Linked DNA regions of Homo sapiens: region 1 is linked to region 2. A link is an interaction called in ENCODE POLR2A ChIA-PET data of the cell type or tissue named here. Cell type or tissue: PC-3. All regions are shown on one strand. Links, peaks and the distances in the headings refer to the core of each region. The heading gives the core; the rest is flanking DNA. Region 1 overlaps ZNF827 (zinc finger protein 827). Region 2 overlaps EDNRA (endothelin receptor type A).

Region 1 (4,000 bases), core at 1-4,000, 1.6 Mb before region 2:
TCTCGGTAGAGAATGTCTTTTCAACTCACTTCCTTTTTGGTTTGACAGTTTTAATCAGATGCATTTAATTGGACCAATATACATCTCAGAGCATCCTCGTTCAGAAAGATTGTGAGTGCACAGTGAAAAAAATATATAACAAAGAGACACCTATTAATTTTCAAGCTTTTTGGTTTAAGCAAGTGGGGAAGGAAGCCTAAAAGTCCCATTTCTAAATCTACTCGCAAACTATTCCCACCAGTCAGTCCATATGAGTCTAGCCAGCAGGTTTTAATGAGAACAGGACTTGAATTCTTAGGACTCACCTGGCATAGGATTGGAGAGATGCTTTCTCACGGTCAACTCTCTAACAATCAGTGTCTCCAACACTCTCTTCTTGTGACCACAGGTATGTTCACCTGGTACCTACCAACCAACCTTCTGGTTTATTTTCATGTAAAAATCTTGTAAGTTTTCCCTTTCCTACTAATACACTTCTATAGCTAAATATCTAATGCCTTTTAAGATCATACATTTCCATTAGCATTATCAGTTATACTCATAATAAGTGCTGCAAATCATACAACCAACTTTTACATGCAGTTTTACATAAAAGTAGTTTGTAAGTTTACTACAAAAGTTATTAGCAAAACCAGTGCTACTAATTGACTTAATTCAACAAGCATTTACTGATCACCTACTATGTTCAGGGAACTGTTCCCTGCAAAGGGAAACAGAGACACAACAGTCTCTGGCATAAAAGTTTCTAATCAACAGAAGAGTGAGGGTTTCACAAGCATTCAAAGCATAATGACTGGTGCCACCATACAGAAACAGCAAGGGTTGTGTAAGCACAAAAGAGGGAATAATGAACTCCAGAGGTGCAGGTGGCTTTGGAAATGGACCTCAAAGGATGAGGGCGATTTTAATAGTAGACAAAAATTCATTAACAAGCAGCCTTGCTCCTCAGCAAATTATCAAAAAGGAAATATGCCAGTCATGGAGAAAGCTAATATTCAAGTGATATATGTTGGATAAATTAACCCAATGAAAAAATTGTATATTTTTATAAAATACACTATCTTCACATTTTAAAAATATACTATTGATTTGTCAAAGGTAGACCTTACCAACTATTTTACCATACTCACTAGTTTTGAAATCAAACTATTACATTATAAATACCTGGAGGCAAGGCTATGAGTTAGTCATTTTTGTGTTCCTTCTTGATTCCCTGCTCATAGTAGGGGTATCTGGGCTCCTGTGGTTGTAAATGACAGAAAACCAGCAGGACCGCATGAAGCAATAAGGGAATTTTCTCAGTTCCTGTACCAAACAATAAAAGGGGCACAATGGAGCCAGCATCAGATAGGATGTCGAAAGCACCATCAGGGCTCTCTCTCATTCGCCTCTAGTCTCTTCCTCTCAGGCCACTTTTCCCAGGAGGCTGAAAACCTGGCTGCAACCGGTTCTGGGTTTTCACTCTCAATGACTTCCCACTAGAGAAAGGTCTTTACGCCTCTGATTGGCCTGTTGGAGGTCATGTTCCCCTCCATGGGCCTATCACTGAAGCCAGGGGGCGGGTTCTACAATGGGCTCAATGTGGGTCACAGAAGAAAGGAGAGGGAAGAGGTATCAGGAAGACAAAAGCAATGACCTCTATAATGTTTAATAAAGGTTTCTTCTGCCGCATATCAGGCTGTTCTGAATCAATTTTATGATGCTAAGCATAAAACACATCCGCATTTAGGCCGGTTTTACTTGCCAAGTTTTAAATTGTCCCTTTGTAGCCTGAGAGCCTTAGCACATCCCCCACACCAGGTCTGCCTGAAACTAAGAGACCTCTCGCGTCTTCAAGGCTCCAAGTCCACAGTCTGAGGTAAATGCACGGCCGGCAATGGGCTTCACAGGACAGAGACTCGGAGATTACAGTTATCGAAACACGGATGTCCAGGACACCCAACCGCTGTCAGCGTGCCCAGGAAGAAAATGTAAGAACTGCTAGTTATTTAAAACTGCCAGGGTGCAGAAGACAACCAGATTCCTGTCACCAGTCCAGCTAGGGAAAAGGTGCTGCAAAGGCATGAGGAAGTGAGAGGAAGTCTGGAGACGAGAGTAGTCCACACACGGGGGGAGGGAGGGGCTCCTGGGTCAAGACGAGCATTTGGCACACAGCAACATTTTCAAATCATTATTCTAAATGACCGTGAGTAAAATAAAGGTAACACAAATGAACGCATCACTCCTCTGCAGAGTGAGTTCGAAAAAGTAGCTAAGTCAGTTTCAGTATTCTTCATATAAAGTGCTTAGCCAGACCTTCCATGGCCGAGGAACTGCCCGTGTTCCTCCCTCTACCTGCCCGTCTCAGCAGGAATGGCAACTCCTCCATCCTTTCAATTACTTAGACCCAAAACCATGCCACCTCCCTTGACTCTTCTCTTTCTCTCAGACCCCACATCCAATTCATTCTCGGATTCCGTTGGTTCTACCTTCAACAGAGGTACCAAATCTGGCCACTTTGCACCATTTCCACCACTACTACTAACCTGGTACCCAGTGCTGTCATCCCCCACCTGTACTATGGCAGTAGCCTTCCAACTGGTCTCCTCACTTCCCAACCTTGCTCCATTATTCTCAACCAGCAGCCAAAGTAAGTTCTCAAACTTCCACAATGGTTTCCCATGTTTCTCAGTATAAAATACAAAACTCTTACCTGAACCTCAAGGCATCCCTAATCATCTCCTTGTGACCTCCTCTCCTAACACTCTCCCTTACTAGGAAAATAAGCTCCTGCCTCAGGGCCTTTGCAATTGCTCTTCCTCTGCCTGAAACAGCCACATGCTTAATTCCCCTAATTCCTCAGGTCTGCCCTCAAACCTCACTGTTTTTTAGAATACAAGCTCCGAGGGAGGACTTTATTTTGGTTGCTGCTGCATCCTCGGCATTTAGGTTGGTACTGAACACAGAGCAGGCAGTCAATTATTATTTGTCCAATGCATAAATGAAATGGAAGAATAGGCTGAACAATCATAAAGGTAACATCTGTCAGTGATGGAAATAAGAACTATTTTCAAAATTGTAAATTAGAATGCTATTTTTCTCATGTGAGTCAAACATGGAACAGGGAAAAAGCCTGTTTTGCAAACTTTTCCACCAGTTTCCCCAAAGGCCAAGAAAGAACAACACTGCAGGGGAACTTGGTATTAAAGTCGCCGCCCCCTCTAAGAAGCCCCAACTTTCTTTGAGTTTTAGCTTAACATTTCAAGTGACTTCTGCATTCCACTCTATAAACAGCTGTGCCATCAAGGAAACTTTATTCTCTAGAAAGATGCAACCTGTTTCTCCAGGTACCGACATGCTTTGGAGAAACATGTACCGTGTTTGTAGAAGCAAGAATGTATAAAAATATCTAGCACAATGCCAAGAGCTCAATAATGGGTGACTATCATTATTACTGCTATTACTAACCAGAAAACAGTACTAGACCTATTAACCCCACTTTCAAAGACAAAAGCAAAGGCGCAGAGGATAAAGTAACTTGCCAGTATAATACAATTAATCTGTACGATATCAAAAACTATTCATTATACTTGAAGTTTGTTATATGAATTATTTTACAGATGGAAAAGCCTTGGAAATCTACTCTATATGACTAGTCTCTAGTTAGAGGCCTAGAGAGGGCCATAGATTTGCCCAAGGTCCCCTAGATGATTTCCAAACATAGGCAGTGCTTGAGCTCAGATGTCCCAATACTACTAAATCATGGTACTTTTCAATCAGCATTAAGTGAATGAATGAATTCTAGAACAAGCCACTGCATACAGTAGGCTCCCAATAAACATTTGTTGAATGAATGAACAATCATGAAAACACATCTGGAGCTATGATAGATGTTTTCATATTCATCAGCAAATTTCATCCTCACAATAATTTTATATAGGAAACCAAACTTTTCATTTTACAGACCAAAAAACCCAAGTTCCAAAAAGTTAATGGCTTACACAACATGCATGCTTACTGA
Region 2 (7,870 bases), core at 1,560-5,559:
GAAGGATATTTACTACTTTTGCATGAAAATAGAGCTTTCAAGTACATGGCTAGCTTTTATGGCAGTTCTGGTGAATGTTCAATGGGAACTGGTCACCATGAAACTTTAGAGATTAACGACAAGATTTTCTACTTTTTTTAAGTGATTTTTTTGTCCTTCAGCCAAACACAATATGGGCTCAAGTCACTTTTATTTGAAATGTCATTTGGTGCCAGTATTTTTTAACTGCATAATAGCCTAACATGATTATTTGAACTTATTTACACATAGTTTGAAAAAAAAAAGACAAAAATAGTATTCAGGTGAGCAATTAGATTAGTATTTTCCACGTCACTGTTTATTTTTTTAAAACACAAATTCTAAAGCTACAACAAATACTACAGGCCCTTAAAGCACAGTCTGATGACACATTTGGCAGTTTAATAGATGTTACTCAAAGAATTTTTTAAGAACTGTATTTTATTTTTTAAATGGTGTTTTATTACAAGGGACCTTGAACATGTTTTGTATGTTAAATTCAAAAGTAATGCTTCAATCAGATAGTTCTTTTTCACAAGTTCAATCTGTTTTTCATGTAAATTTTGTATGAAAAATCAATGTCAAGTACCAAAATGTTAATGTATGTGTCATTTAACTCTGCCTGAGACTTTCAGTGCACTGTATATAGAAGTCTAAAACACACCTAAGAGAAAAAGATCGAATTTTTCAGATGATTCAGAAATTTTCATTCAGGTATTTGTAATAGTGACATATATATGTATATACATATCACCTCCTATTCTCTTAATTTTTCTTAAAATGTTAACTGGCAGTAAGTCTTTTTTGATCATTCCCTTTTCCATATAGGAAACATAATTTTGAAGTGGCCAGATGAGTTTATCATGTCAGTGAAAAATAATTACCCACAAATGCCACCAGAACTTACGATTCTTCACTTCTTGGGGTTTTCAGTATGAACCTAACTCCCCACCCCAACATCTCCCTCCCACATTGTCACCATTTCAAAGGGCCCACAGTGACTTTTGCTGGGCATTTTCCCAGATGTTTACAGACTGTGAGTACAGCAGAAAATCTTTTACTAGTGTGTGTGTGTATATATATAAACAATTGTAAATTTCTTTTAGCCCATTTTTCTAGACTGTCTCTGTGGAATATATTTGTGTGTGTGATATATGCATGTGTGTGATGGTATGTATGGATTTAATCTAATCTAATAATTGTGCCCCGCAGTTGTGCCAAAGTGCATAGTCTGAGTAAAATCTAGGTGATTGTTCATCATGACAACCTGCCTCAGTCCATTTTAACCTGTAGCAACCTTCTGCATTCATAAATCTTGTAATCATGTTACCATTACAAATGGGATATAAGAGGCAGCGTGAAAGCAGATGAGCTGTGGACTAGCAATATAGGGTTTTGTTTGGTTGGTTGGTTTGATAAAGCAGTATTTGGGGTCATATTGTTTCCTGTGCTGGAGCAAAAGTCATTACACTTTGAAGTATTATATTGTTCTTATCCTCAATTCAATGTGGTGATGAAATTGCCAGGTTGTCTGATATTTCTTTCAGACTTCGCCAGACAGATTGCTGATAATAAATTAGGTAAGATAATTTGTTGGGCCATATTTTAGGACAGGTAAAATAACATCAGGTTCCAGTTGCTTGAATTGCAAGGCTAAGAAGTACTGCCCTTTTGTGTGTTAGCAGTCAAATCTATTATTCCACTGGCGCATCATATGCAGTGATATATGCCTATAATATAAGCCATAGGTTCACACCATTTTGTTTAGACAATTGTCTTTTTTTCAAGATGCTTTGTTTCTTTCATATGAAAAAAATGCATTTTATAAATTCAGAAAGTCATAGATTTCTGAAGGCGTCAACGTGCATTTTATTTATGGACTGGTAAGTAACTGTGGTTTACTAGCAGGAATATTTCCAATTTCTACCTTTACTACATCTTTTCAACAAGTAACTTTGTAGAAATGAGCCAGAAGCCAAGGCCCTGAGTTGGCAGTGGCCCATAAGTGTAAAATAAAAGTTTACAGAAACCTTGCAAGTGTCTCTTCATTTTTATGTAGTTTTCCATAGAAAATGTTTGTTACATAATGCCTGTTGCAAACCTCTCCTTAGTAATATCCTGGAAAGCAGTTTACTATCAAACAGGTACTTCCTACCTCTATTCTCAACCAACCTATTTTGTTGTACTGAGCATTTAACTCTGTCATTCATTCCTTCATTTACCTTTTCAGTAAGTTTAATTGGGCATCTACTATGCACCAGGCATTCTTCCAGATATTGGGGACATAGTAAACAAAACAGGCAAAGTCCCTGATTCCATGGAGCTTGCATTCTAGGCAATAAACAGTTACAGTCAATAAGCAATATATTAGGTAGATATCTGGAGGAAAAGATTCATATATATCCAACTGTTTACTTGACATCCACAGTTGGATGGCTAGTACACCATAATATATGCAGAATGAAGCTCCTGATATCTTCCAGCTTACCCTGCCTAATATTCCTCTGCTCAGTTATAGACAGTCCCATTTTTTAGGAGTTGTTCAGGATAAAAACTTTGAAGTCATTGCTCATTCCTTTTCCTCACACCTTTTAGCCAACATCTCCATAAGTCCTGAGAGCCCTATCTTCAGAATATATCCAGAACCTGACCACTTCTCTGTCTCTGCCTCTACCTCCCTAGTCTGAGCACCATCTTCTCTTGCCAGGATAACCACAATAGGCTCCTGACATGCCTACTCATGTCCAGCCTTATAAACAGCTGTATTCCAGTTGGAGCCAGTCTCTCCTCTCCCATAAGTGATTAGGTTAGGCGAGGCTGACCAGCATCCTCTGGGAGTTTCTCAGTAAGAACTAAGTCAGATAGAGCTATTTTCCTACTAAAGCAGGACTGGGAAGTTGTGAGCCTGGGCGTGCCTGGACGCTGTGGTTGAGCATTACGAAGAAAGTCAATCTAGAGTGTCATGAAGATGAAGAAGAGCATCAAAGTCCCCAGTTCTAGCTCTCCTTGATGCTTTCTCATGGCTTCAGTAAACAAACCAACACATTTACCTTTTCACCTACACTAGTTAAATCTGGTTTTCTGTTGCTTGCAATACGCACATTCTAAGACCATCTCATCTAAGTTATCTTGAGTTATATTTTGTTGTCGTTAACTTAATAGACTATGTTTTTTAGAGCTGTTCTAGGTTTACAGAAAAATTGATCTAAAATTACAGAAAATTCCTACATGCCCTCCTTTCTCCCCCCTTCTCCACACAATTTCCCCCTATTTTTTACACCTTGTATTAGTGTGGCACATTTGTTACAGTAAACGAACCAATATGGATGCAATATTATTAACTAAAGACTATAGTTTACATTAAGGTTCACTCTGTGCTTGACATTCTATGGCTTTGGACAAATGTATAATATCACATATCCACCATTACAGTATCATTCAGAAGAGCCTCACTGCCCTAAAAATCCCTGTGCTGCATCATTTCATCCATCCCTCCATCCCCTTCTTGATTTATCTGTTCACTCAACACAAATACCATGAACAACCATCATATTACATTGTGCTAATAGCTGGGAACAGGAAATCAGATGAATAAATAAATAAATGCAGTGACGAGCTTTGTGGTGACTCAACAGACGTCAGCATAGGGGCTGGTAAAGGCACAAAGGAAAGAGTAGTCAAAATTCTTTTAACTTCAGTTGGTGAGCATCAGCAGACAAGTATGAGGGCCTTTGCTTCCACAACTCTCATTTTACTTTGCATGAACATTATGTCACCTCTAGGAAAATGGCATAAGAATAAGCAATATAGTATTGTCTCTACATTGTGAGTTTTTATAAAGTCAGTAAATACATATTATTTTCCATTCAAAAGTAATTTAAAATTATCAAAATAATGAAACACAATTCCTAGATATAATTAGGAAATACCTGAGACAAATGTCAATCTTTGACTAATCTATTACCTCTATTGTTATTCTTAGGAGTATCACTAGTCCATGAGATAGCATGGAAAACCTTTTATGTGTAGAGTAAAGGAAACGTACTGCCAGCCTTCCCAAAACACTGCAAGCTCATGATTCTGAGTCTTCTCTTTCTTTATTTGTAAAATAATAGAGTACAGCCCTGTATTTATTGATTTTACTCCATACTTCAAAGCAAAGTTAAATCAGAGTGCAAGTTCACCATATGCAGTTGAATGTTTCTGAAATTCCAATGGGGTCTTCACAATTAAAACCCAGTGGTTTTTTGTTTTTTTTTTTAATAATCCTACATTTGAAGAAGTTTCTGCCATACTTTTCTCTAAATAGTAACAAAGACAAACCAAGGTCTATATTTGGTCAGCACTGATGTATTTTGACTTTTTTGTTTTTAAAACTGAAAGGGGACAGACTTGGGTTCCTAGAATCAGGAAAGAATCAAAGACTGAAAATAGCATTGTAACTGCAAAACTGGGCTTTCCCTATGAGGCATGCTAGAATAGTTCACTTTTGATTTGATGAAGCCAGAACTCATTGTAACTCCTACTTTCCCAAGCTTTTAGCATCAATATTATTCAGTAGATTCTACCAGCTGTATTTCTTTGGGGGTGGTAATAAATTAGGAACAGCAATGCCAACCCTAGTTAGAATCCGAAGAGTCATGGAATCTTCCTAGAGGAATATAGAGAATTCCACAAATTTTTCCCTTTTAGTCCTAAACCACAGGCCCTTTATCTAGTTTATCTAAATGGAACTGATCATCTTTTACTTGAATTTGATTCTATGAAGGTAGATACAACTGTATACTTGATGTTGTGTGATAGATTTGTCCCAGGTGGGAGTAATGACCCTGCGCGGTCTGCATACTACCACATTGTCAGCCAAATCACAGGCCCAAGGCACCTCCAGAGCACACAGAGCACAGCTCTGACTCACTCCATTTTTTTCTTTTTTTTTTTTTTGCAGGGTGGGTGGTTTGTTTTGTTCTGTTTTGAGACAGGATCTCACTCTATTGCACAGGTTGGAGTGGAGTGGTGCAACCTTGGTTCACTGCAACCTTGACCTCCTGGGCTCAAGCAATCCTCCCATCTCAGCTTCCCCAGTAGCTGGCACTACAGACACATGTCACCATACCTCGCTACTTTTTGTATTTTTAGTAGAGACAGGGTTTCACCATGTTGCCCAGGGAGGTCTCAAACTCCTGGGCTCAAGGAATCCACCCACCTCAGCCTCCCAACGGGCTGGGATTACAGGCGTGAGCCACCCCACTCGTCCTCTTACTCACTCCATTTGTGCATGCTTTTTTCAGAATAATGCCATTTCTCCATGAACTATAGCTCTCTATTTCTCTCAAAGTATGACTTTTAGTGTTAACTTCAATTAAGTGCTTGTGCTTTTAAAATATCCTAAAATGAGAACATCTAAGTGTGAGCAAGTAAAGGGAATACATTTGTGCCTAATGAAAAATTAATGTCATAGGTCCAACTTTTTCTCTATGTTATGAAACCTGATAGGGGTAGGCCTGGATTACTCTCCCTCACTCTCAGTCAAAATTCCATTGGGACAAATGGAATTCTGCTGAACAACTTAGATCTAGCAAGCAGGGCCAACCCCTGGAGCTGGGGGTAGAAGGGTGATTTCCCAAAGAAAGGAGAATTGGCCAGACGCAGTGGCTCACACCTGTAATCCCAACACTTTGGGAAGCCAAGGTGGGCGGATCACCTGAGGTCAAGAGTTCAAGACCAGCCTGGCCAACATTGCTAAACCCCATCTCCACTAATATTACAAAAGTTAGCTAAGCATGGTGGTAGGTGCCTGTAATCCCAGTTACTCGGGAGGCTGAGGCAGGAGAATTGGTTGAACCCAGGAGGCGGAGGTTGCAGTGAGCCAAGATCACTCCACTGCATGCCAGCCTGGGTGACAGAGCAAGACTCTGTCTCAAAAAAAAAAAAAAAAAAGAAAGGAGACTTGTCTATATATCTTGCTACTCCTTATTTCAGCTCCTTTTTGACATAGTTAGCTCAGTTCATTCATCAATTGTTATTAGTTTTTAAAAATAATTTTCCCTTTCAAATTATAAAAAGAATATATCAAATATGTCAATAATGTCTTTAAAACTCTTACAGAACAATAATTAATGAACAATCCATGTATATATGGAGGGAAACCCTATATATGGTGATATGGTTTGGCTCTGTGTCCTCACCCATATCTCATCTTGTAGCTCCCATAATTCCCACATGCTGCGGGATAGACCCAATGGGAGATGATTGAATCATGGGGGCAGGTCTTTCCCATGCTATTCTTGTGATAGTGCATAAGTCTCATGAGATCTGATGGTTTTTAAAAGGGGAGTTTCCCTCCACAAGCTCTCTTCTCTTGTCTGCCGCCATGTGAGACATGCCTTTCACCTTCTGCCATGATTGTGAGGCCTTCCCAGACACATAAAACTGTAAGTCCAATAAACCTCTTTCTTTTGTAAATTGCCCAGTCTCGGGTATGTCTTCATCAGCAGCTTGAAAACGGACTAATACATATGGGGATATATATCTGACTTATCCAGTCCTTTGCTACCCTAAACAAGACAGTGCCGTACATCATTGTCAAGTCTCCAGGGGGATTTGCATGATTTCTCTGGGAGATGTAAGCAGGACTGCTGCTGGATCATAAGGTTTGTGCATAGTTAATATCACCAGTTACAGCCAGGATGTCTCCAGAATGGCCAAACTAGTCCTGGGTTGATCCATCATTGAAGAGTTCAACAGCTCCAGATGCCATGAAATTGCTCCACTTTACACTGGAACCATCACGATGGAGGAGCATACACCGTTAGGGACACGTAAGCAGACACTGTCAAAGACCAGACCGGACCCCCTTGCATCCATTTTACCAGCTCTCTTCACTCATCTCCAGCTTCAAAGTTTTGGGGTTTTTTTGTTGGATTTTGTTTGTTTTTGAAACAGTGTCTCGCTCTTTCGCCCAGGCTGGAGTGCAGTGGTATGATCACAGCTCACTACAGCCTCGACCTCCTGGGCTCTAGAAATCCTCCTACCCCAGCCTCCTGAGTAGCTGGGAGTACAGGTGCATGCCACCACACCTGACTTTCTTTTATTTTTTTACTTTTTGTTTTTAGTAGAGAGGGGGGTCTTGCTATGTTACCCAGGCTGGTCTCGAACTCCTGGGCTCAGCAGTGTTTCTACTGCTTAATATTTACACCTGCAACAATCGGTGGCTCACCCTTGGACACTGGAGCCCGCCTAGACTGTAAGAAGAACTGCCTTGGAATTGTATATCCTCCTCCACCCCCACCACGACCTATAGCCAATGACTTACTGGTGTGGACTTACACCAGCTCTTGTATCTCAAGGTGGGGTAAACACCTTGCACCCTGGAGATCAGGCTGAGTCTGGGACTTCACCTGACATCTCAACTTTACTTAGTTTCTCTCTTTCCTTCCCGCAGCCTACTTCTTCCACTCCCTTACTAATTTCCTCTGGAAGCTGTGCCTTAACAAACCACTTACACCCAAATCCTTGGTTCAAGCTCAGCTTCAGGAAGAATCTGGGCAAAGACACACATTTCTATTTCACTGCTGAACATAAATGACAAATTCCAGACATTGATCATGTTAGATTCTTCAGCATACTAAATTTGGGCTCCTATTTAAAACTACTTTCACTTTCTTTACTGGGCCATCTTAATATAATATACTAAAATCTCTCCTAATTGACAATCCAAGCTTCCTCCCCCACAGCTGCAGTCCCAGCTGCTGTCAAAGAGCATGGCTTTTCTGTGGGATAGTCACGTCGACCCCTGTAGGAACTCCATTTCAGACTCTCAGGGGGTATGACTGTTAGGTGTTTCTGTGTCTCC

The links. ChIA-PET counts read pairs that join two places held together with the same protein. Peaks named below come from ENCODE experiments on the same cell type or tissue, not always from the same donor. Only the 100,000 strongest peaks of a DNase experiment are listed, where the experiment ranks them.
Region 1: POLR2A ChIA-PET joins it to region 2 with 5 read pairs; 1 of 35 experiments calls an interaction of 5 or more read pairs at or near these places.

The regions. Positions count from the first base shown.
Region 1 is chr4:145,908,035-145,912,034 of GRCh38, forward strand. The region is part of intron 1 of ZNF827 (zinc finger protein 827); the gene reads right to left. Among named protein-coding and RNA genes, the nearest start is that of ZNF827, 29 kb to the right of the region's middle. In PC-3, for the core only: no CTCF peak of the experiment used is centred there; a DNase peak (open chromatin) is centred at 1,507; H3K4me3 peaks cover 824 bases; H3K27ac peaks cover 486 bases.
Region 2 is chr4:147,542,903-147,550,772 of GRCh38, forward strand. It overlaps EDNRA (endothelin receptor type A), which reads left to right. Exons shown (of 8, transcript NM_001957.4): 8 at 1-2,052. Among named protein-coding and RNA genes, the nearest start is that of LINC02507, 23 kb to the right of the region's middle. In PC-3, for the core only: no CTCF peak of the experiment used is centred there; a DNase peak (open chromatin) is centred at 3,649; H3K27ac peaks cover 3,217 bases.